Linked DNA regions of Homo sapiens: regions 1, 3, 4, 5, 6 and 7 are each linked to region 2. Evidence: chromatin contacts called from ENCODE Hi-C or POLR2A ChIA-PET data. All regions are on one chromosome and are shown on one strand. The core of a region is the stretch at or near the end of the contact, and the rest is flanking DNA. Distances in the headings are between cores, read along the strand shown. Region 1 holds the start of ABHD10 (abhydrolase domain containing 10, depalmitoylase). Region 2 holds the start of ZBTB20 (zinc finger and BTB domain containing 20). Region 3 holds the start of NECTIN3 (nectin cell adhesion molecule 3). Region 4 holds the start of ARHGAP31-AS1 (ARHGAP31 antisense RNA 1). Region 5 overlaps C3orf52 (chromosome 3 open reading frame 52). Region 6 holds the start of CD96 (CD96 molecule). Region 7 holds the start of ARHGAP31 (Rho GTPase activating protein 31).

What was found. A loop is a pair of places that touch in the nucleus more often than their neighbours do. ChIA-PET counts read pairs that join two places held with the same protein, here RNA polymerase II (POLR2A). Pooled maps may share reads with other maps.
Region 1: a loop to region 2 is called in a map of ascending aorta, with 7 times the contacts of the local background. The contact joins the promoter of ABHD10 here to the promoter of ZBTB20 in region 2. A Hi-C loop is called at or near these places in 2 of 168 maps with a recorded cell type or tissue (ascending aorta and naive thymus-derived CD4-positive, alpha-beta T cell) and 9 of 50 pooled maps.
Region 3: a loop to region 2 is called in a map of gastrocnemius medialis, with 20 times the contacts of the local background. The contact joins the promoter of NECTIN3 here to the promoter of ZBTB20 in region 2. A Hi-C loop is called at or near these places in 2 of 168 maps with a recorded cell type or tissue (CD4-positive, alpha-beta memory T cell and gastrocnemius medialis) and 8 of 50 pooled maps.
Region 4: a loop to region 2 is called in a map of naive thymus-derived CD4-positive, alpha-beta T cell, with 12 times the contacts of the local background. The contact joins the promoter of ARHGAP31-AS1 here to the promoter of ZBTB20 in region 2. A Hi-C loop is called at or near these places in 1 of 168 maps with a recorded cell type or tissue (naive thymus-derived CD4-positive, alpha-beta T cell) and 7 of 50 pooled maps. POLR2A ChIA-PET finds 5 or more read pairs at or near these places in 1 of 52 experiments (GM10248).
Region 5: a loop to region 2 is called in a map with no recorded cell type, with 5 times the contacts of the local background. The contact joins the enhancer-like site here to the promoter of ZBTB20 in region 2. A Hi-C loop is called at or near these places in 3 of 37 single-sample maps with no recorded cell type and 5 of 50 pooled maps.
Region 6: a loop to region 2 is called in a map of CD8-positive, alpha-beta T cell, with 10 times the contacts of the local background. The contact joins the promoter of CD96 here to the promoter of ZBTB20 in region 2. A Hi-C loop is called at or near these places in 3 of 168 maps with a recorded cell type or tissue (CD8-positive, alpha-beta T cell and naive thymus-derived CD4-positive, alpha-beta T cell) and 9 of 50 pooled maps. POLR2A ChIA-PET finds 5 or more read pairs at or near these places in 1 of 52 experiments (CD8-positive, alpha-beta T cell).
Region 7: a loop to region 2 is called in a pooled map, with 7 times the contacts of the local background. The contact joins the promoter of ARHGAP31 here to the promoter of ZBTB20 in region 2. A Hi-C loop is called at or near these places in 5 of 50 pooled maps. POLR2A ChIA-PET finds 5 or more read pairs at or near these places in 2 of 52 experiments (activated CD4-positive, alpha-beta T cell and naive thymus-derived CD8-positive, alpha-beta T cell).

What each region holds. Positions count from the first base shown.
Region 1 is chr3:111,977,530-111,980,559 of GRCh38, forward strand. ABHD10 (abhydrolase domain containing 10, depalmitoylase) reads left to right here and starts at 1,497. Exons shown (of 5, transcript NM_018394.4): 1 at 1,497-1,674. The coding sequence starts at 1,533. RefSeq lists enhancers at 1,139-1,698, 1,557-1,606, 1,617-1,666, 1,687-1,736.
Region 2 is chr3:115,145,749-115,148,540 of GRCh38, forward strand. ZBTB20 (zinc finger and BTB domain containing 20) reads right to left here and starts at 1,540. Exons shown (of 12, transcript NM_001348800.3): 1 at 1,471-1,540. RefSeq lists enhancers at 216-325, 2,056-2,265 and silencers at 1,006-1,275, 1,586-1,755, 2,316-2,535.
Region 3 is chr3:111,070,325-111,073,148 of GRCh38, forward strand. It overlaps NECTIN3 (nectin cell adhesion molecule 3), which reads left to right and starts at 1,492. Exons shown (of 6, transcript NM_015480.3): 1 at 1,492-1,853. The coding sequence starts at 1,694. LOC151760 (putative uncharacterized protein LOC151760) reads right to left here and starts at 1,442. Exons shown (of 4, transcript XR_007096272.1): 1 at 1,168-1,442. RefSeq lists a silencer at 1,220-1,319.
Region 4 is chr3:119,321,000-119,324,021 of GRCh38, forward strand. It overlaps ARHGAP31-AS1 (ARHGAP31 antisense RNA 1), which reads right to left and starts at 1,761. Exons shown (of 2, transcript NR_046748.1): 1 at 1,615-1,761. All of the region lies in intron 1 of ARHGAP31 (Rho GTPase activating protein 31), which reads left to right. RefSeq lists enhancers at 1,432-2,289, 2,290-3,022 and silencers at 1,709-2,068, 2,119-2,468.
Region 5 is chr3:112,116,733-112,119,565 of GRCh38, forward strand. It overlaps C3orf52 (chromosome 3 open reading frame 52), which reads left to right. Exons shown (of 6, transcript NM_024616.3): 6 at 1-1,478. Among named protein-coding and RNA genes, the nearest start is that of MIR567, 5.3 kb to the left of the region's middle. Within about 2 kb of position 1,584, at least 5 of the 41 ENCODE cell types and tissues checked have a DNase peak (open chromatin) inside an H3K27ac peak, as active enhancers do.
Region 6 is chr3:111,540,869-111,543,568 of GRCh38, forward strand. It overlaps CD96 (CD96 molecule), which reads left to right and starts at 1,329. Exons shown (of 14, transcript NM_005816.5): 1 at 1,329-1,441. The coding sequence starts at 1,381. LOC105374039 (a long non-coding RNA gene) reads left to right here. Exons shown (of 3, transcript XR_001740846.1): 3 at 1,067-1,135.
Region 7 is chr3:119,292,902-119,295,907 of GRCh38, forward strand. It overlaps ARHGAP31 (Rho GTPase activating protein 31), which reads left to right and starts at 1,482. Exons shown (of 12, transcript NM_020754.4): 1 at 1,482-2,103. The coding sequence starts at 2,004. RefSeq lists an enhancer at 905-954 and a silencer at 1,795-1,914.

The sequences.
Region 1 (3,030 bases), core at 247-2,746, 3.2 Mb before region 2:
GATCTATTCAGTCTTTATTTATCTAACTGTTCCAGACTGTTCCAACAGTCCAGGTTCTCACGACTCCAAAGACATGCTGGATTCACTATATCCAAACTTTGCCTTTAATTCTGGTACCAATTACTGCCCCCCAAATTTATAACCAGGATAATAAAAGTTACTTTACTATCTTATATATACTCAAAGTATTACACAAGCCACCATAACTTTTAAATAGGAAACTACTACGTAAAACTCCATGGTTGATGCTTGAGGCCCCCAGGAATTAGTTTGAAAGGTATTTAGAGCTGGAGTCCGGAAACCCTTGTACTACAATTTATTCAACTATTTTTCTATTGTTAGCCATTCCCATTTTTTTCCTTCTCTTTGCCTCTAAAAACGGTGTAGTAGATAATATGCAGTCTTAAGAACTAGTGTTGTTTTTCTATAGGATAATCACAAATTGGTGCCACTGCGTTAAAAGGCACTGGAATGGATGCATATTTTAAAATTGTAATAGATGTGGCCATATTACTTCACAACAAATTTTAGTAATTCACCTTCCTAGCAATCATACATAAGTGCTAGTGTCTAGCATCCTTGCCAATTATTTTTCTTTTTTGCCAACTGAATGGGGGGAAAAAGGCATTATTTTTTTAATTCCAGTTTTTCATTTAGTGAGTTTGAGCATCATGTTTCCTTATATGGGCTGCCTATTTATAGCTGTTGGCCAATTTTATTTGAATTATATTTCTTATTTATAGGAGCAGGCTGAGTAGAAGTATTAATGTATCTATGCTACAAAATCCATTTTTCTAAGCTCTTAACTTGAGGTGTCTTTTGCCATTCAAAAAGTTTAAATTCGTATACAAATATATTTTTTATTTATGATGTTGGGGTTTTGAAATCTTGGTTAAGAAAGTCCCTTCTGTCCCCGGATTATATAATATTCTCCTAAAATTTATTTAATCCTCTCAGTTGTATTCTTCCGTTGAAATCTTTTTTTACTGAAATTTATTTTCGCATATAGCACGAGGAGGGGGCCAAGATAATTCAGTATTTCGTTAATCAGGCATATAGATCTAGAGCGGGGAATGTCCGATACCATTCCAGGTTATACAGGCGAGATTAATGTCAGATCTTGGGAGCATTTCCAGTACAGGTTAAAACTGTCACGCGGTCGGCGGGATTGCAGGTGATGCAGCAAGCCTGGTGTCCTCGACAGGAGACGTTTCCCATCTAGGACCGTTGGATAGGGTTCCTTTCTGAGCTTCCAGCTCTGTAGTATCTATCAGCCCGCTGATAGGGCAGCCTCCCGACGCCACTCAAAACATCTTAAAGGCCCCAAGCCAAACCCCGCTACTAGTAGAACCAACAGTCTAAACGAAAGAGCCACGACGCTCTGCGCATGTGCGCTCTTCGCAAGCTGAAAATCTTGCGGGGAGCTCTTTAGCAAGTTCCGCCTTCCAGCCTGAAGCGCATGCGCAGCCTCGGTTCCGTTGCGTAGCGTGTCCCTCAGTGGGACACTGCAGGGTGCGGGGACAACTACGAAGATGGCGGTTGCGCGCTTGGCAGCTGTGGCGGCCTGGGTACCTTGTCGGAGCTGGGGCTGGGCAGCCGTCCCCTTCGGTCCCCACCGTGGCCTCAGCGTGCTGCTTGCACGGATACCTCAGCGGGCGCCACGGTGGCTCCCAGGTCAGTGTCCGAAAGGCGGGAGTAGGATGCGTTCTTTCGAACGCCTCGGGTTCCGTCAGTTACCGTGCCTGTGCAGTGCGTCTTTGGCGCCCGGTTCAAAAATGCTCCTCCCCCTTTCTCAACACCCCAGTTCTAGGCGCTTTGTAGACTTCTGGTGAAGGCTGTGAGGAGAGCTCTGCCGCGGCCCTGCGGCATTCTGGGCACCCCGGGCCCTCGCTGGCGTTTTACACTGTGCAGTTTAAAGAGCTCCTGCTCCTTACCTGCCTCCCCTGCATTAAAGGCCAACACTAGAAAAAATTAAAATGTGCATTTAATGCATTATTATTAGTTACTTCTAGGAATTTGTAGATTGTGACTCCTAAAATGCTTAGACTGACTCTCCTTTGAGTTTAGGGAACCTAACAATGCGAGGCATGTTCTTTGTAAAAGTGTAGACGCCCTCATAAGCCTAATTTCTAGTTCTGCTTTCTTGCTGCACCCACTCAGTGAAAGAACCATAATCATTATTGCACAAAGGAAACTAGAATTTGGGCTAAAAATCAGAGAACCTCTTATATGTATATATAGTCTTTGAATTAGATCCTTTTATTTTTTTGGCTTTGTGTGTGGTTCACACCATTGCCACGTAGCTGTCAGATGATGCATGGTGCTTGGAGTGGTAATTAATGTCACGGCAGAGATCTTTTGTATGGAGATTTTTGTATCCAGTTTTTAAACTTTTATAATCAGATTAACTTGCATTTAATTGTGCGCAACCAAAAGGCATGTTACACATGCAAATACTCCTAGTAAAATGTAGTATGTCAATTCATTAACCAGAGTATAATATTATTTCATCTAGTTAGCACTTATTCATTGAGCACTTATGCACCAGGCTTTGAATTAATCCTTATGTTCAAAGATGATTTATGAATATAATTATATGAATCTGTCTACTTAGAACTTACATTAAATAAATTATAATCATCTCGGGGAAATTATGTTTTAAGAGGTGATTTCTGGAAGAGGATAGTGAGAATTTTTTTTAGTGCTCAGCTGAGTAGATGGGAAATGAACATGAGTGGATCAGCATAACTGGTCCTTACCAAAAGTTTTAAATTTGGCATATTTCTCTATACTTTGAAACAAGCTTTTATGTAAAAAGGATAACTTTAAGGCCTTCAGTTACATCTTTAAAAAATCAACTTCTTAATTACAAAATGGGGAAAACTTTAGCAGCACACATGGATTCTCTTCTCAAGACTGAGAAGTTTTCAAAGTGGAGGACGGCTTCATTTAATATAAAAAAAGAAAATGTATTAGTCCAAAGACTCTAAGGAAGTACACAAAACTAGTGTCTTTGGAAAGAAGAGGTGG
Region 2 (2,792 bases), core at 290-2,789:
GAGCATGAACAGAAATGAAAACAAACCATTATAAATTTAAAGATGACTGGTTATCACTTAAATTTAGTGTCTACAGCTATTTATTTATAAAATGGTAATTGTGTTTTAAAACTTTCAATGGCAACAAGTTACAACAGTAACTTCAGAATAGCGTTCACTTGAAAACATTGGGTGAATGGCCTCTATAATTTTTTTAGCTGAAATGTATACACCGCCACGCAGTGAGGAAACTTGACTTTAGCACCCTTTTGGTATTTTTAATAGAAAAAACAGTGGAGAAGATTTTCACATGTCTAGAAAGGTAACATGTTCAACTTAGGTTTGGCCAATGCTGATTCTGAGGACAGTACTACACCCGCAAGCTTCCAAACTACTTCCTGATTCATTCAGATTTTCATTGGAGAGCTGTCATCCTGCTACTGACCTCATTCAACCCAGTTCGGAGTGAGAGATCAGCGGATTACCGCGCTAGGTACCGTAGCTGTACGCCATATTGTGTTTTTCGCTAATGTTTAGTTTGTGTGTGTGCCTAGCATATGTTTGTGCAAGTGTGTTTATCAATAGAACTTTTAGAAAATCCCTGCCTCCTGCCTCTTCAGCATCCTTAAAAAGGATAACAGCTGGGGGCGGGGGGTGGGGGGAGGACCCAAAAGCCACACAGACAGGAATACATTAAACAGTGTACGAGAGACGGCATTTGTTTTAAACTTTCAAGAACCTTCCAACCATTTTTATATCAGGAATCAAAAAGTGTTAACATGTTTTAATGTTTCCGAAGTGGCCCAAAGAAGAGAAAGAAGGAAAGGTGTGTCTTCCCTTCCCAAGCCCCCTCCTCTCTAGTCGTAGAAGCGAAGCAGGCGGGGGCCGGGAGCTCCGGCGTCTGGAGAGACATCCAGCGGCTGTGGGGCCAGGACACCTCCTGCCCCCCAGTTCTCTGAAGACGCTCCAGAGACCGCGAGAGCCACGGCAAGCGGGGGAGGGCGAGGAGGGAGGGGGCAGAAGACAAGCGGGCGCCTCTAGCAGCTCCTGAGCCCCGGCTAGTCCCCCTCAGCTCCTCTTCTTGGAAGCAGCGGCTCCAGGCGCAGGGAGTAGAGAGAAGAAGGCAGAAGACACGTTTCCAGCTGCGGGACGTCCCGCCCGCCCCGCCACCCTTCGACCCTCCCGCGCCTCCCTCCCACCTCCCCGCCGGGTCGGGCGAGGCAGCCGCCGGGCGCTAAGAAGGGCGCCGGGGGAGGGGGCGCGGGCGGGGCGGGGCGGGGCGGGGCGCGGGGGCGCGCGCGCTCATCCAGCTCAGGGCCCGCTGGCTCGCCGCTCTGTAACTCGCTCCCCCAACCCCACCCCGCTCCCCTCCTTCCCAGTCCCGCCGCCCCCCACTCCAGGCGCCTCGCAGACGCCTCATCCCCCTCGGCACGCACACACTCCTCCCTCTCTCCCGCCCGTCCCACAACAAATTAGAGTTTGTGGCATTACCTCCTCGCGCTCTTTAATCTTCTTTCCTCAACTCCTAAACTTCCCCCCGCCCCTACTTCTTCGGCAGAAGGCCCACATTGGACGCTTCACTCCGCGAACCCTCTATCTCTCCCCGCTATAGGATAGCTCTCACGCCAATCTTGGCTTCAGTGAGCCAATGAGAATGGGACGCCCCTCGTGAGGTTGCCGCCCATAAACAAAATGCACTCTTCCTTCTCCCCTCCGCCCCCCCGTCCCCGCCCCTTTCTTCCTCTTCCCTCATCTCTGTCACCTTCGATTGGGCTAAAAGAGGCCCAATCCGCTATCTCAAACATCCATTGGGACGCGGAAACTTCGCTCAGAGAAGTATTAACAGGCGATTGGTGGACAATCCTTCCACTTCGCCCACCCCCACAACCCCCTCCCCCCGCCGCACCTTCACCCTTTCTGAAAAGGTCAATCGTATCTCGTTGTTCAGTGATCCGGGAGGTGGAAGGCTATTGGTTCAGGGAGCCCGTCAGACCGGACTGGAGTGAGCCATGATTGGTCGACACAGGCGCAATCAGGTTAGGTTGCTTACTCCTCCGCTCCTCCCTCCTTTTCCTCCACGCCCCATCTCCCCCACCCCCTACTGCTTTTACTTTCTACGCATTTCTATTTCCTCCTTTATTTATTTATTTGTGATAAACTTAAATGACCCGGCGACGGAGGCGGTACTCTAGGAGAAGGCTGAGGATGACGAGCGGCGGCCTGGGGCCAATTGCCGAGAGGGCTGCGGGGTGAGGGGCAGCGGCGGTGGCCAGTGAGAGGCAGGTGTCTGGAGCGCGCTGGGCCTGTGGAGCCGGGATGCCCCAGCGGAGGCGGCGGTTACCCGCTGTCTGGCGCGGCGAGCTGCGCCGGGGGAGCCGCGGGAGCGGAGAGGGGGGTGTCGCTGTCTTGGACAGCTGAGGCAGCGGGATGGAGGCTGGATCCCGGGCGGTGGGTGGGAAAGCCGGAGGGAGGGTCTGGCTGGCGGCAGCGCGCAAGGCCGCACCGGGTCACGCTTGATTCCCGCGGAATGGGGCGCAGGTTGCCAGACCGGGTCCCCAGTGCTAGGGCTCAAGGAAGAATTTGTTCATGCAGAAGATTTAGAAAAATACTATGTAAAAGAGTTTGGAGTAAGCCTCCCTTAATATAAATGAGATTTATTATCCTGCCGGAAAAAGCAGATTATGTTTCTTATTACTGAACGCCTGAAGTACCAACGACTCAACCAGAGCCCACAGAATTCAATATCCTGGGTGGTAAAAGGAACAAATAAAGCAACACGGAAAATTAAGTGTGGTTCAAATGCTTCAATAAAA
Region 3 (2,824 bases), core at 242-2,741, 4.1 Mb before region 2:
TGGAGGTTAGTAAAGCCTTGTAATCCAGCGGGCGGAAGGTGGGAAGACCCTATTGACTGAAAGCCGAGGACAGCGTGGTCTTGGCCGCAAGCATGCATTAGTTTAGCTGCGACAGGCTAACTTCTGGGCGGCTGATCCTTGTTCAGCTTTCCTGTTACTGGAACACATTTATGGCTATCTCGTGGAGATGACAGGACCTACATAAAATTAATAGTGTCAGGCCTGAGGACTGGTGTCCTCTGCCTTCAATTCACCCCCTACGCTGGACAGTCCAAATTGTCCACCCTCCTACTCCCCCCGCGGAACCAATGTGGCAGTGGCTCCAAGGTCAAGCTGCCGGTACTGTGCGAGGCGGGAGGATGGAGAGGGCAGGGCGGAGAGCCACCTGGGATGAGCGAGGGTCATGGTGGACCACAGACGCTCTTCTTATACGGGCAAATGTTTAATACTTCCCGAGGTCGCCTCTCTGCCATCAAACGAAAACAGGCAAGAAAATAAAACTACACATACGAACATGCAAAGGAAACAAAACCAAAGAAAAACACCAACGCACTCGTTGGGGGAAATCCATGGCCTCCTGTTGCCAGTCGCCCGGCGCGGAAAGTGGACAGCCCAGCGGCCAGTGAGAAGCAAGAGCAAGAAAGCAAACCTTCTGAAGACCCCTCTCCTCGCCCAGCTCCGCCGACCATTCTACCAAGCTGCCCTCCCAGAAAAAAGAGCAGGAAAAATGCCTGTGCAAACGTGCCTTGGCGAGCGGGGAATAAGTGGGCTGGGAAGAAGGGAAGGATTCGGAGAGCACAGCTGTCCCGGGGAACAGGAAGGAGGAGAAAGTCTCTCCCTCCCTTCAGTGCCCCGCGCCCCAGCGAGGAGGAAGATTACTAGTCCAGCAGGCTGCGTCCAGCTTCCTACACAGGAACCTTTAGCATGGGCAACGGAAGGGCAGCCCCCTCCTGCCTTCCCCTCCCCACCCCACCCCCTCGTCCCAGGTCCCCGCCACAGGGAGAGCGCCGCCCGGGAGAGGAGAAGGCCGAGCGTGATTGTCCCGCAGCCCTCGCCTCAGTCGGCGCCGGGGCCCCCGTGGACCCGCGAGGGGTGGAGTGGGCGAGACCATTGGAAAGGCAGGGAAGGGGGGAAACCAGGCAGGAACGAGGGGCGGGGCCGACTAACCTATTCCAGATTTTCCTGTCCCTTTTAAATCTCTGCTGTGGGAGAAACCCCGTTATCAAAGTGGATGAAAAGAATATTTTTTTTTGAAAGGGGAGGAGCATGTGTAGGAGGGCGGGGTGGGAGGAGACAGGGCTTGCGCCCGGGGATCAGACGGGAGGTGGAGTTGCGCGGGGAGGGCGGGCGAGTCGGGCGCCCGCTCTGAGAGTCGGTTTCTTTTCCCCCTCTTGCGTGGGGCGGGGTGGTGCGTTCCGAGTTCCCAGGAGTTCGACGCGGGCGGGTGCCGAGGGGAGGGGAGTGGCGGCGGCGGCGGGCGGCTCCCGCTTCAGCCTCGGCAGTGGCGTCGGCGACGGCGGTGTCGAGGCAGCCGCCAGCGTTCGGCCAAGTGTCAGCCGGCAGCGACGGCGCTAGAGCTGGGAGCTGGGGACGCGCGCGCCGGACCTTCCACAGCCTCCGCCCAGAGCCTGAGGCGCCGGGGCCGGGGGAGCCGGGGGGCGGGCGGGCGAGCGGGCCGGGGGGAGGGTGGGGGATGGCGCGGACCCTGCGGCCGTCCCCGCTGTGTCCTGGAGGCGGCAAAGCACAACTTTCCTCCGCTTCTCTCCTCGGAGCCGGGCTCCTGCTGCAGCCCCCGACGCCACCTCCGCTGCTGCTGCTGCTCTTCCCGCTGCTGCTCTTCTCCAGGCTCTGTGGTAGGTGAACCTCGGCGGCCGGCGTGGGCTGAGGGAGCCGCCACTGAGGGTGCGGGCGCCGCGGCCGGCTCTGCCAGCCGTTCTCTGGAGCAGCGAGGCGGTTGGTTGTGCGAGCGAGTGCCGAGGACTTTGGCTGGAAACTTTTCGCCGCGCCCGGGGCGAGGCCCTGGAAGGGCCAGGCCAGCGAATGCTGAGCCGGCGGCCCGCTGCCCTCCCCCGCGGCCGCGCGGGTCGCCGTGCGGATGGCCGAGGGTTGGCGATGGTGCTTCGTGCGCCGAACTCCGGGTTTGCTCCGGGGACCGTTACTTCCTCGCTCATTCTCTGGGAACCCTCGTAGGTTAAGGTGCCGGGATGCACGTTTGCCGCTTTTTTTCCCGGTGAAACTTGAGCTGTGAGCCCAGAAACCCTAGGGACCGGAGCCCGATGGAATGAAGCCTCCGGGTCCACTTCTCATGGCCTTCCACCCTGGAGAAGGCACCATTTTAGCCCACCCAGCCGCAGAATCCCCTACAGCTAGTTTTCTTCTGTCTTGTGCCCACTCCCCCGGCTCTGCCCTGACAGCTTCTGGAGCTCTCTAGATTGACCCTCGTCCCTGCCCTCCAGCTTGTGGGACGTCTCTCACACTGCCCGTGCTTATTTTACCAAACCGCAGGAACAAGATTTACGTGTTAAATACCTGATTTCATGGACTGTGTGCCCCGGCTGTTCTAACCAAAACAGTCACGCGCCTGTTTCCCATCTCTTGACCCTCGTGTTATGTTACTGTTTTCCTGTCATATTTGGGAGTTAGTCTCTGAGTTTTCTTCCCAGGTATGCCAGACTAGAAGCCTGCTTATTAAGGACTGTGCTAAAAAAAAAAAAAAAAAAAAAGTCTGCCTCATGCAAGAGAAATGGACTTAAGTGGTAATTAATGGGAGGCAGCGATTTGGGAAAATAAGGACACCAGTCTTTGGTGGGAGGAGGAGTATCAG
Region 4 (3,022 bases), core at 511-3,010, 4.2 Mb after region 2:
ACCATGACTTGTGGCCTCCCCAGCCATGTGGAACTGCAAGTTCATTAAACCTCTTTCTTTTGTAAATTGCCCAGTCTCCAGTATGTCTTTATCAGCAGTGTGAAAACGAACTAATACAGATGTATAAACATTGACCCATCCTCTTTAACTTCCATATACCCTTTTTAAATTGCAGAAAAATCATTCAATTAGTGGAAAAATTGCTCAAGTAAATTTTATCATCTTTCACCCAGGCCCGGTGATTTCCTATTCAGCAGCAATTTCACATATATATATATACTATATATATATATATAGTATATATATATGTATTATGTATATATAATTATATACTATATATGTAAAATTTTAAAATCAATGTTTTCATACTTTTTAATAATACATGCTTATCCTCATTGTAGATAAATTGGGAAATACATAAATGTTTTAGAAAGAAAAAAATACTTGTATGTAATTCTATCACCCAAAGATGTAACATTTTGGTGGATTTCCTTCAAGTGTTTTTTTTCTATGTACATTTTCATATTGTGATTACACTGTGTGTGTGTATATATATATTATATATATATATGATTTTGTGTCTTGCTTTCTTATAACCGAAGTCTTTATTCAAGTTATAAAACCCTACATATAACATTTTAAGGCTCCGTAGGTTTTGTTTTGTTTTGAGACGGAGACTCGCTCTGTTGCCCAGGCCAGAGTGCAGTGTCACGATCTCAGCTCATTGAAGCCTCTACCTCTCGGGCTCAAGTGATTTTCCTGCTTCAGCCTCCCAAGTAGCTGGAACTATAGGCCCACACCACCACGCCCAGCTAACTTGTTTTTGTATTTTTAGTGGAGACGGGGTTTCGCCATGTTGGCCAGGCTGGTCTTGAACTTCTGACCTCGGGTGATCTGCCCGCCTCAGCCTCCCAAAGTGCTGGGATTACAGGCGTGAGCCACCACGCCCGGCCCATAGTAGTTTATCATATAAATATGCCAGTTTATTCCCTGCCTCCATTACTGGACATTTATAGTTATGATTGTTTTAATTTTATGAACAAGCCCACAGTGAATATTGTGAGGCATATGGCTCTTTTGTTATGTAATATTTCTTTGGAATAAACTCCCAGAAGTAAAATTGCTGGATTAAAAGGTGTGTTATTAGTCAGAACTCTCTTGGTTGTGACTGAAGGAACTCTGACATAAGAAAAAAAGTGGGGGTTAATTACTGATTCATAGAAGCAAACTTTGGCAAAGACAAGAAGGGAGCTGGCTTTAGGGAGCTGGGACCAGAGGCTGGAATTTTAACCTCCTGACTTTCTCCTTGTCTCTTGAATTTATCTTAGACATAAATGAAAATAGAGGTAACTCAAAGCGTCTAACCCACAGTGACAATTGCTGCTCTGTTTTTAGAGCCGGGATTTTGTTCGTGGACTTGCCTTGCCTGGTGGTTGAACTTTGCAGCCCCTTCCTCCTCCGGGCAGCTTCTCTCAGTGGCAGCTGTGTTCCCCATGGTTTGTCCTGGATGTCTCCCTTGTGCCATCCTTGCAAGCCCGCGGCCAGCGCCTCCACCCACGCTCCGGCCTTGCTCCCACTCCCACCGCTCTGCCACCTCCCACCTCAGCCTCCCACCTTGGTGTGGAGGGACCAGCGTCGAAGACAAAGGAATCTCTGACGAGAACCGGCCAGTCCGGGAGGGACGGCGGGGAAGGGGGTGCTGCTCTGGCGGAGCCCTCACTTCACTCGCTTCCCCTCGAGCGCCCCTCTAGGCTGGGGCCCGGCCGCTCTGGGCCTGCTCCTCCTCCCGCTCCTGTTGCGGGGCACCAGGTCAGACCCTACAGGGGGCTCCGCCAGGGGGAGGGGGAGAGGGGCTCCCTTCAAACTCGGCCCGGCCGCGGGGGTCCCGGGTGCCCTCTGCTGGGCTCCTTCCACGTCCTTGTCCCTCCTGAACTCCCGTTCCAGCCCTGCCCCCGCCCCGCAGTAGGGAACGGACTCGTTTCTGCCCCGCCCCGGGGTCCGGGCGCCCGCCCGGCGCTTCAGCTTCAGCAACGTCAAGGCCACGTTCCCTCCGCTCCAGCTCGAAAGACGGTGGCGCTGACTCTGCTCTGCGCGCCGCAGCTTCCTCCCGCTGCTCCGCCCAGCGGTTTCTGATCCCCTTTCGGCGCTGGGGACTCACACGCTGCGGCGACAGGAAAGCCCGCGCCCCCGGCCGCTTCCCGGAACGCCCTCGGGGACGGCTGAGTCACTTGGCGCCCGCCCGCGCGGCCACCGAGCCCAGAAGCGGGGAAAGCCCAGAAGCGGGGAAACCCCAGGGACAGCCGCCGGCCCTGGGGGCAGCCAGCGCTCCAGGCCGCCCAGCACCTCGGGCCCGGATGGGCTTCTCGCGCCCCAGGGCTGCGGCCACACCCCGCCGGCCCAGACCCCGCGGGTAGAGAAAGGAGGTGCAACCCTGAGAGCCAAGACGTTGGGCTTGGCTTTGCTTTGCGTTTCTTTCCTTTTTTCTTTTGTTTCTTTTCTTCTTCTTTTTTTTTTAACCACATCCAGGAAGAGGAGAAACCTGTCTCATGACAGGAAACGAAGAGGGAGGATGCATCCGAACTGAGGGACATTGTTTCAGTTGCCTCACCTGACATACTGTCTCACCTGAGAGAGGGAGGCCGAAGAGGCAGCCAATGGTGGCTGGAGCAAGCCCTGTCCTCGTTACCTGGGCTGTGGCTGAGCCCTGGGGCTCACCGGCTGTATGGCCCTGGGCAAGTCCTCGGAGCCTTAGGTTCTCTGCAAAATGGAGATGATGTTTAATAGAAAATGTTTCTATAACTTTTGTGGCTTACTTTTTGAAAAGCGAGGGAGGGACTTTTGTCCTTCCCTCCTCGCATCTCAGTCGCAGTGCTGGTTCACAATCAGGCTGTTAACGCGGTTTCCACATTTCCTGTCCTCCCCCTTCCCCTTTCCTGCTGGGAATAAGAAGGTGGGCCCCCAAGGAGACAGAGGGTACACTCGTAAATGAAAAAGAAAAGTCAGCACAAGGACCCTTTGCTGC
Region 5 (2,833 bases), core at 334-2,833, 3.0 Mb before region 2:
TCTGTGGATTAATACAGAAGCACCAGCAACACCAGAGGGGTGGAGACTCCTTTCTCTCCCGATTCTACAGTCTGGCTCTAAGCCCAGTAAAACAGCTCCCGAGCACTGCTTCAGCTGGGTCCAGTCTTGACAAAGGCAGGAAGCCAGCTAGGGTGGGGGCGATAGGGTCAGCGGGTATGTCCCACTGTTGGAGGTCACTGGTATTCTGTTTGTTTTTGTTTTGTTTCGTTTTGTTTTTTGAGACAGGGTCTCGTTCTGTCGCTTAGCTGGAGTGCGGTGGCGTGATCATGGCACTGCTATTCTTGAAGCACTCCACCCACCTGGGCTACTTTTTCTTTAGTGCAGAGGTGCACTGTCTTCTTTTAGGTGGGATCGCGTAAGCATGAGCTGGTAGAGCACGGAGAGGCAGGCAGCCAGGTTACGAAGACTAAGCCAATTATTCACTGAAGTCATCCTCCTCCCCCCCACCATTCGATTTGATCTACCTCTAAGCCAGGCTGTGAAGAAAAGGAAGGCACTTTAGAAGACCTCAGCAGTGTGGTTCTGTGTCTACTTCCATGACCTGTACCTGAGTATCTTAGCCAGCCAGCCTTAGGAACACCACCAAGGTTACTTTGAAATCTATGTATATAGCTAGTTACAGACGGGAGCTATGTGTTTCTTCATTATTTTGCAGCTCCTCGTTGTTCCTGTGATTCCTGAACACCTTTTTGGAAATATGGGTCTCTGTGAGTTTTGAGCACACTACTATCACTTTGGATAGTCACTCCATTTATATTTTTATAAACTTCCATTAGAGAATCATTAAGGCTGTTTAATATCTGCTCTGGATATTACGCATTGGCTTTTTGTTGCCTAGTGCTACAAACCTTCCTGTGGGACTCAGTGTCTTCAGGCAATGATTGTGTATCCTGTTACAGATGGTTGTGATACAAGAAGAACCACTCTTCTTTGAAAATAAACTCTTGGAAGCTTTTGCCAGCTATTTGGGGGGTAGGAGGAATATTAGCAACTGTATTGGTTGTCTACAGATACAGAATTGCCTGTTGTGAGGGAACTGATTGTTTTGTTGGGAAAAGAAATTTACCAGGAGAAAGAGTTTTGTGCTGTATTGTGAGAGATCTCGCCTCTCAGTTAAATGAGCCCTGGGTTAAAGTCAGTGTGAAGGGCAGCTGTGTGCGGGCACGAGCCAGAGTGTCTGCCTCAGACTAGATTTGACTTGAGTTCTTTATGACCCAGGACTCTGGATAATGTGAATTTGCTTTCCTATTTAACTAGAAGATACATGTACTATAGATCATTGTCTCATTTTAGTGATTGTTCCTTAAACTAGTGAAACTAGTGGATTTCTCTTCTTCCTCTTTATTTTCTGCATGTTAAATGTGAACCTTAGTGTATTTGTATTTTGTAGAAAATAATGAAAAATTTTAATGGAGAATGATTTAAAAACATTTACAATACATTATTTTTGCATCTGTGTTGTTGCATTCCCATTGGCTGAGCTTTGGGCTGGGTTTTTGTTTGTTTGTTTTTTGCAGTAAATGGTGTTGAGCATAATTTTTTTCATTTCCCTTAGGGCAGCTTCCTCTTCTGGGTGAATAAGATCAAGCCAAGTTTGGCTGGGGCGGCCTGGGTTCTCCCCTCTGTTCCAGCAAGAGCAGGCAGAGGCCATCCCCTCCTCTTTCTCTGAGGCCCTCTCTGGCAGGACTTGGTATCTGAAAGGGCTTGGACTTGAAGGAACAGCCTGTTCATGTCTGGAGGCAGGATTTGGTTTTGTTCTTCCCTTCTTGTTCAGAAAGCACCAAGATGCAAGTACCTTGTCTTGGGTTTTGACCATTTGCAAGTCATAGAGAGGACTTTCCATAGATTTGACTTTTCTGCCCAAATGGTATGGGAAAAAACTAACCTTTGTGACTAACATATTTGGTGGTGTTTGAAAAAAAACGGCCCTTACAAATGCACTGTTCTGCTATAGGAGATAAATCTACTGGTCATCACACAACATCATGATGAGCATAATGCCTGGTACATAGTGAGGTTTTAATAATTGAAGGATTTGAGAAGAAAACTGCTCTTCTCTGGATGTCACTTAGATATGGATAGAATGGCAACAGCCATATCAGCAGAACCTGCTCCTGTTCCTCTGCCAACAAAAATTCCAGCCATGTGTCTGATTCTTTTTTGCCTTTCAATTTAATTTAGTTCTACAGATTTGAAAAAATGATGTGTTTTATGGAAGGCTATGGGGATACTAGTGGAGAAGACAACAATAAGAAAAGAAGCTGTTAGTCTTATTAAGGAGTCAGGATCAGTACAGATGAAACAGGAAACAGCAGAAAAAAATACCCAGGGGTCAAAAACAAAGGCAGTCTGGGCGCGGTGGCTCAAGCCTGTAATCCCAGCACTTTGGGAGGCCGAGGCAGGCAGATCACCTGAGGTTAGGAGCTCGAGACCAGCCTGACAAACATGGTGAAACCCCATCTCTACTAAAAATTAGCCAGGCGTGGTGGCAGGCGCCTGTAATCCCAGCTACTCAGGAGGCTGAGGCAAGAGAATCGCTTGAACCTAGGAGGCAGAGGTTGCAGTGAGCTGAGATCACGCCATTGCACTCCAGCCTGGGTGACAAGAGTGAAACTCCATAACAAACAAACAAACAAACAAACAAACAGAAACAGTAGGGTTGCGGGTGGTCAGAGAAAAGAGTGGTCAGTATAATCAGAGGACGTTTTTTTGTAGGAAGTAGGACTGAAGCCGAATCCTGAAGCACTGGTGGGATTTGAATAAGAAGATTTGCCTTCCTTTACACATGTTCGTGTCTTCTTAGGATGAGGTA
Region 6 (2,700 bases), core at 79-2,578, 3.6 Mb before region 2:
CCAGGAAGACAGTCGCCCTTGTTTATTTACATGAAAACCTCTCTTCTCCCATCTAAATTTAATCTCCTGAATGGCAAAAGCATTTCCTTCTGTCTTAGCATCGTCCATATTCACCACGAGTCCTTGCATAGGAGAGATTGGTGTATACATGATGACAACCTGACGAAAATTATCTCCACCTCACCTGAAAAGAATTCCCATCTCAGGATTACAACTGGCCTTTTCATTTGTCTTTGGTCTTGCTAGGTGGTACGTATATTCTAGTAATGAGATTAGGGTCACAGGATATTTTAATCATTCATACGGTTGTATGAAGACACACATGTTTATTTGTAGTTATTCTTTGTCCATCAAACTTACAGTAGTCCTCAGTCTAATGCTTGTTTTCTTAATGTTGGAGGGTGATGACAGCCTATTTTATCTCAGGCTGAAAAACTAATACAATTAAATCAGAGAATCATAGCAGGGAACAGTCATCGTGTTCTACGAATAGCCAGACATTTTTACCAAGGGGTCACTTTCCTGAAACCTGTTTGCGGTTCTCTGTAAATAGAAGTAACTAGGCAGATGTAATAAGCCTAATAGCTCACTGAGGTGGGAATTCTCTGCCTTTGGATTCTGATTGTTACTGCCTTGCTTTGGCTTAGGCATGGATAAACTCTTCTGTGGTGAACAAAAATGGCCTCCAGCCAACCTGGTGGGAGACTTCCCTATCTGACCTCCAACCTTCCCTCGTCTTCCCAGACGAGGGGTAGAAAAGTAGCCCTCACTCCTCCACTCCCAGGAAATGTGCATTTCCCTGCAAGAGGAGAGACAATAAAATTTGGTTTGATAGCTGACACTATTCCCTGTTACTTTTCAGATTTTATTAAAATTAAATGTGTTAATTCTTTGTTCTTTCACCCCAGGGCAATTCTGGAAAGAAAACATATCTTAAGATTGAACAGAAAAACTATTATGAAAAACACCAAGCTCACATTTGTTAAATGACTTTGTGCTCTTGAAAAAAATGTATAAAAAGCACATTGCCAACTGCTCTGCGTGATATCCTTTGTTTGGATTTTAGACGCAGCTTGACTGACACAGAGATCCTGAATAAGAGACTCTTTGGATACTGAAAAGTCTCTTAAATAAGGTGATACACAAATTTCAGAGAACAATTTCAACATTGTTCTGTCGAACGTTATACTCAGTCCTGAACCACATTACTTTCCTGTCTACGTTTCATTTCCTGGGGGCTTGCCAAGTGATAAACAGACCCAGGCGTGTGTGGTAGAGTTCGGGTTTTTTAGCACGAAGTGGGTGGCTGGAGTTTGCTTGAAAACATCAATTGACTTTGTGATCATTACAGAAATGCTGGTGTAAGGTGTTCAGAAGACAATGGAGAAAAAATGGAAATACTGTGCTGTCTATTACATCATCCAGATACATTTTGTCAAGGGTAAGACTTCCAGTTGTCCCTTCTTGTCGGATGGGCCGCTTTAGGGGCGGATGGGGCCTCTGTTCATTTAAAATGCCTTGTGACTGCTGCTGAAATTGATCACCAAAGGACAAATCATTACTAAGGGTTTCAGTTATGTATTTAAGCGGCAGGTATAAGAGAGATGCTAGAATCTAGAAATGATTACTAATGAACACTAAAAATAAGAAGGGAATGGGTCATTTGTGCCACTGCTCTGAGGCATTTTCACCCATTTCCTTTCTAACAGGATCTCTGGAGTAATTGGCAAATTGTGTTTCTTGGAAATGAAATGCTCTCCAAATGGTAGCCAAAACAACTGCGGAAAAATTAAAAATTACAAAGCCATCAACGCTCAGAGATCCTTGTTTAACTTTTTTCTCTCTCAAGTACTCTCTTTCTTTTGGATATAACAAGTATTTCTCATCCAAATACTAAGGTCTTTGGGAGTTGAAAACACGTTGAATTTTAATGAGGCATGTGTAGGTATGAACCTGGGAGACAAAGTGGAATCCTTATGACAGTGGGAACGAGAGCCTAATGGGCCTATTTAAAAAGAGAAGGAAGCAAGATTAGTTCTGTATTCCACAGTATGAGAGTATCATAGTAAGCCTGAGTGTCTTAAGAATTAACTGTGCTTTTCAGACATAGCTATGAAAATATTAAGGAGAATTTCTAAATCAAAAGAGATTTGGAATATAATGCTGTAGATAGGATCAGAGCCATATTTTCAGGCAAAGGATAGCTCACAGGAAGTTACATTAAACTGTACTAACCTCTGCCTACCAAACTTTTGCATCCACAGAAGTATGATAATTCCCATTTGTCAAGTACTTTTACTTTTAAGAGGCTTGTTTCTTCTCAGTTGCTTGTCATCTTTTTATCTTTTCCTTTTGTGAGCTTCAGTGGTACTTGTCACAATAATATATATCATTTCTGTAACAGGATTCCATGTTAATTCTAAAACTGAGGCCAACACTATTGAAGGCATGTCACAGTCTCAATGCTTAACACATTTTAAGTGTCCTGTATCACTCAGTCAGACTGCTGATGGGAAAGAGACTCTACTTATGTCTAGTATTTCAGACCATCGATTAGAGGTGATACTAAGTGGAACCTCTACCTAAGGTTAGATGAGGTCCTTTCAATCCTTGTATATTGAAAGTGAAATTTCTTACTCTAATCAACTAGACTGAATTTGGGAGACAGTTTGGAAGTTATGTGGAAGGAAAATAAAATAA
Region 7 (3,006 bases), core at 232-2,731, 4.1 Mb after region 2:
GATGGAAAATGAAAAACAGGAAAGACAATTCATAGAGGTTGGGCTGCAAACTCAAGTGGCAGCAGAGGCCAGGCAGGTGCAAAAGGGGGAAGACAGGCCGTGGGGTCTGCAAAACTGCAAGAGTCGTCTCTCTAAAGAGGGTGCCTCCAAGGGGCCTGCCACAACTCAGCATCAGCCGTCCTTGCCATATGGGAATGCACTTGTGGTGTAACTAGATCTTCCATTTTTTCAAGAGAAGCCAGAAATTCAGATTTTATGTGAAATCTCTTAACTTTTTAATGCTAGCTACTAATTTTAAAACGTGTTAAAGCATGGTGTCTGCCAGCCAAGTACATCTATGGGCCAGATCTGGCAGGGTGGCTATCAAGTTGTGACCTCTGACATAGAGAAAATGTCAAGGGTCAAAGTTCATAGACTGTTAAGGTTACATAGAGAGACAGTGACTGTAAAGGGATTCAGTACCTAAAATGCTACGGATGCAGCTTTGCCAGCAATCTGAGCTGTATGACATATGCCCCTATCCTTCAAGCCTGTATATGGATTTGAATTTATACAGGAAGTTTCATCTAATCCTCAAATGGTTAAATCACAAGAATTTGAGTGCTTTCTGTGTGCTGAGTACACAGAAGTTAAAGAATTTAAAATCTAACTGGAGAAGAAAAAAACATGCCCTCTTGAAACAACTTGAAACAAATTATGAAAGAACCTGGGAGACTGCTTTCTTCACATTTCATGTGTCAGAGGCATCTTAAATCCTGGTTTGTCCCCCCCAAATCACTTCCATTTAGAAAACTTTGCAGTAGTGTGTGTGTGTGTCTTGAATATGTAACCAGAAATCTGATTTCCTGGGCAGTGGTTACAAAGCTGCAGCCTCTCTTTGCCCAGGGGTATCTTTACCCCAGAGTGGGAGGGGAGTGAGCTGAGGTGGGGGTGCACGAACGCTGCAGAGGAGGTTGGGATGGGAGTGGCCGGCGTGAAGCCACTGCCTGTCAGGTTTCTCCGCTGGAGTCCCCTGTTTGTCTCTGTCATTACTCTTTAAGTATTTGCGTAGCAGACAGGCGGGCACCGAAATAGAAAGTGTCAAAGATACGATGACAATGAGGATAAAACCAGGGCAGAGGGTTCTGAAAGTCCCAACCAGCACGGTCCCCGCAGAATGCCAGCGCACCTCCTCCCGCCACTTCAAAGAGCCGGCTCGGCGGGGCAGGAAGCGGCGGCTGCGGCTGCGGGTCCTGCGAGAAGAGCGCGATTTCCTCCGGGGCTGCCCAGTTATCTCTGGAGTCGCAGAACTGCTCTCGGGAGAACGCGTTCTCTACCCCAACCCCGTGCTCCTCAACCCACCCACCTACTTCCTCTAGCTCCACACACTCACAAGCACCGAGCTGCCAAAAATTTCCACCCACCGCCCCCCTCCCTAGCTAACTTCCTTCCAGCATTTCCTGAGCTGGATGATCCTAGGATTTGTAAGACAGGAAAAAAAGGAAGGCGTGAGGGCGGGCAGCAGCGACAGGATGCTTGTTTTTCGCTCTACCAAAGTCGTCTGAAGGCGAGACAGCGGGCCCAGGGCGCAGGACCCACCGCAGCCCCCTGGGCAGTCTCCTCGCCCCGCGTCCGCGTCGTCTCCGGGGCACTTAGTAAGGGGTGGGGAGAGCTTGCCCTCCCTCTTAAGCTGAGGAGAAACACCCGAAGACACCGCAGGAGCCTGTGAAAGTCCCTAGGACTCCAAGTGAGGAAGTGACACTCCCAGGCGAGCCGGCCCGCGGCTGCCAGTCTGCACGGCCTCGGCACGGCGGCCCCGGAGCGGCGCGGGGTGGATCTCAGGCTCTGCCGGCCCGCGGCCCGCGGGGTCCATGCGCAGGGCCCCCAGCCCAAGTTCTTCCATCTTCCGATGCGGCCCCCCAGAGCCGCGGGGCAGCCGGTGATCTAGCCCGGGAGCCCATCTTACAGCGGTGCCAAGCAGAGGGGCGGCAGAGACGGAGGGGCAGCCTCTTTGGGACTAACTCATGAAGAACAAGGGTGCTAAGCAGAAGCTGAAACGAAAGGGAGCCGCCAGCGCGTTTGGCTGTGACCTGACGGAGTATCTGGAAAGCTCGGGACAGGATGGTAATGTGCCTTGGCCTTTCTCCCCCGCCCCCACCTTCTTTTTGTTTGAGGGAGAGACGGACTCTCTCGAGTTGTGATAGAGTCGGTTCACAAGTTAATGTATTCCAGGCCTGTGCGCTCATTGCACTTTTTTTTCTTTTTTTTTTTTAAAGAACATAAACGATTCTTAAGGTGCACAGCGCTGCTGTCCCGACGCGCAGAGGCTGCTGTGTCAGTCCTTCCGTTTGCCTCACACAAGCTGTTAATGGGTGGTACTGCCGCAAGTTTACCGGGCCACCTCAGGGGATGGGGGTGGAAGCTGCAGAGGTCCCAATCCTAAACTTGGCACGTTGGAAGGGAGGGAGGAGGGGTGGACATGTGGGATGGTGATCAGTGGTCTTGCCTGGGTACAAAATCATGACCGCCTTAGCTGTCCCTCCTGGGCTCTCCAATTTCGTCTGCTCACATCTTTTTTTATTAATGTGTTAGAAGGCAGTTGCGGGTGGGGGGTGGGGGAGGATCCTGGCTGGGGGAGTGGTTGCACAAACATTTCTGAATTTCTGAGCTGATGCCAAATATATAGTACCTCCACCCCCTTTCCACAACCCCCTCCCCGCCCTGCAAGACCTTTTCCCTCCTCTTGGCTTTCAGATTAACATTTGGTGTGTCAGACAAGAAGAGTGTTGTAAAAAGGTCAGAGGGCCTCCATTTTTAAATAGTTTAGGGTAAGTAGAGAAAAGGAAAACTTCTCTGTTTTCAAGGTCAGATGGGGGTAGGGGGGAGTTGGGGATGGGGGAATCCAGCGGAGACAATTTAAACATTTGTTGGGGAAGGGGGAAAGAAAACACCATCTAGATTACAATAACAGCGTTTGAGCTTAGAAGTGTTTAATCATAGGAAAGTTGGAAAATTGAGCATTAAATG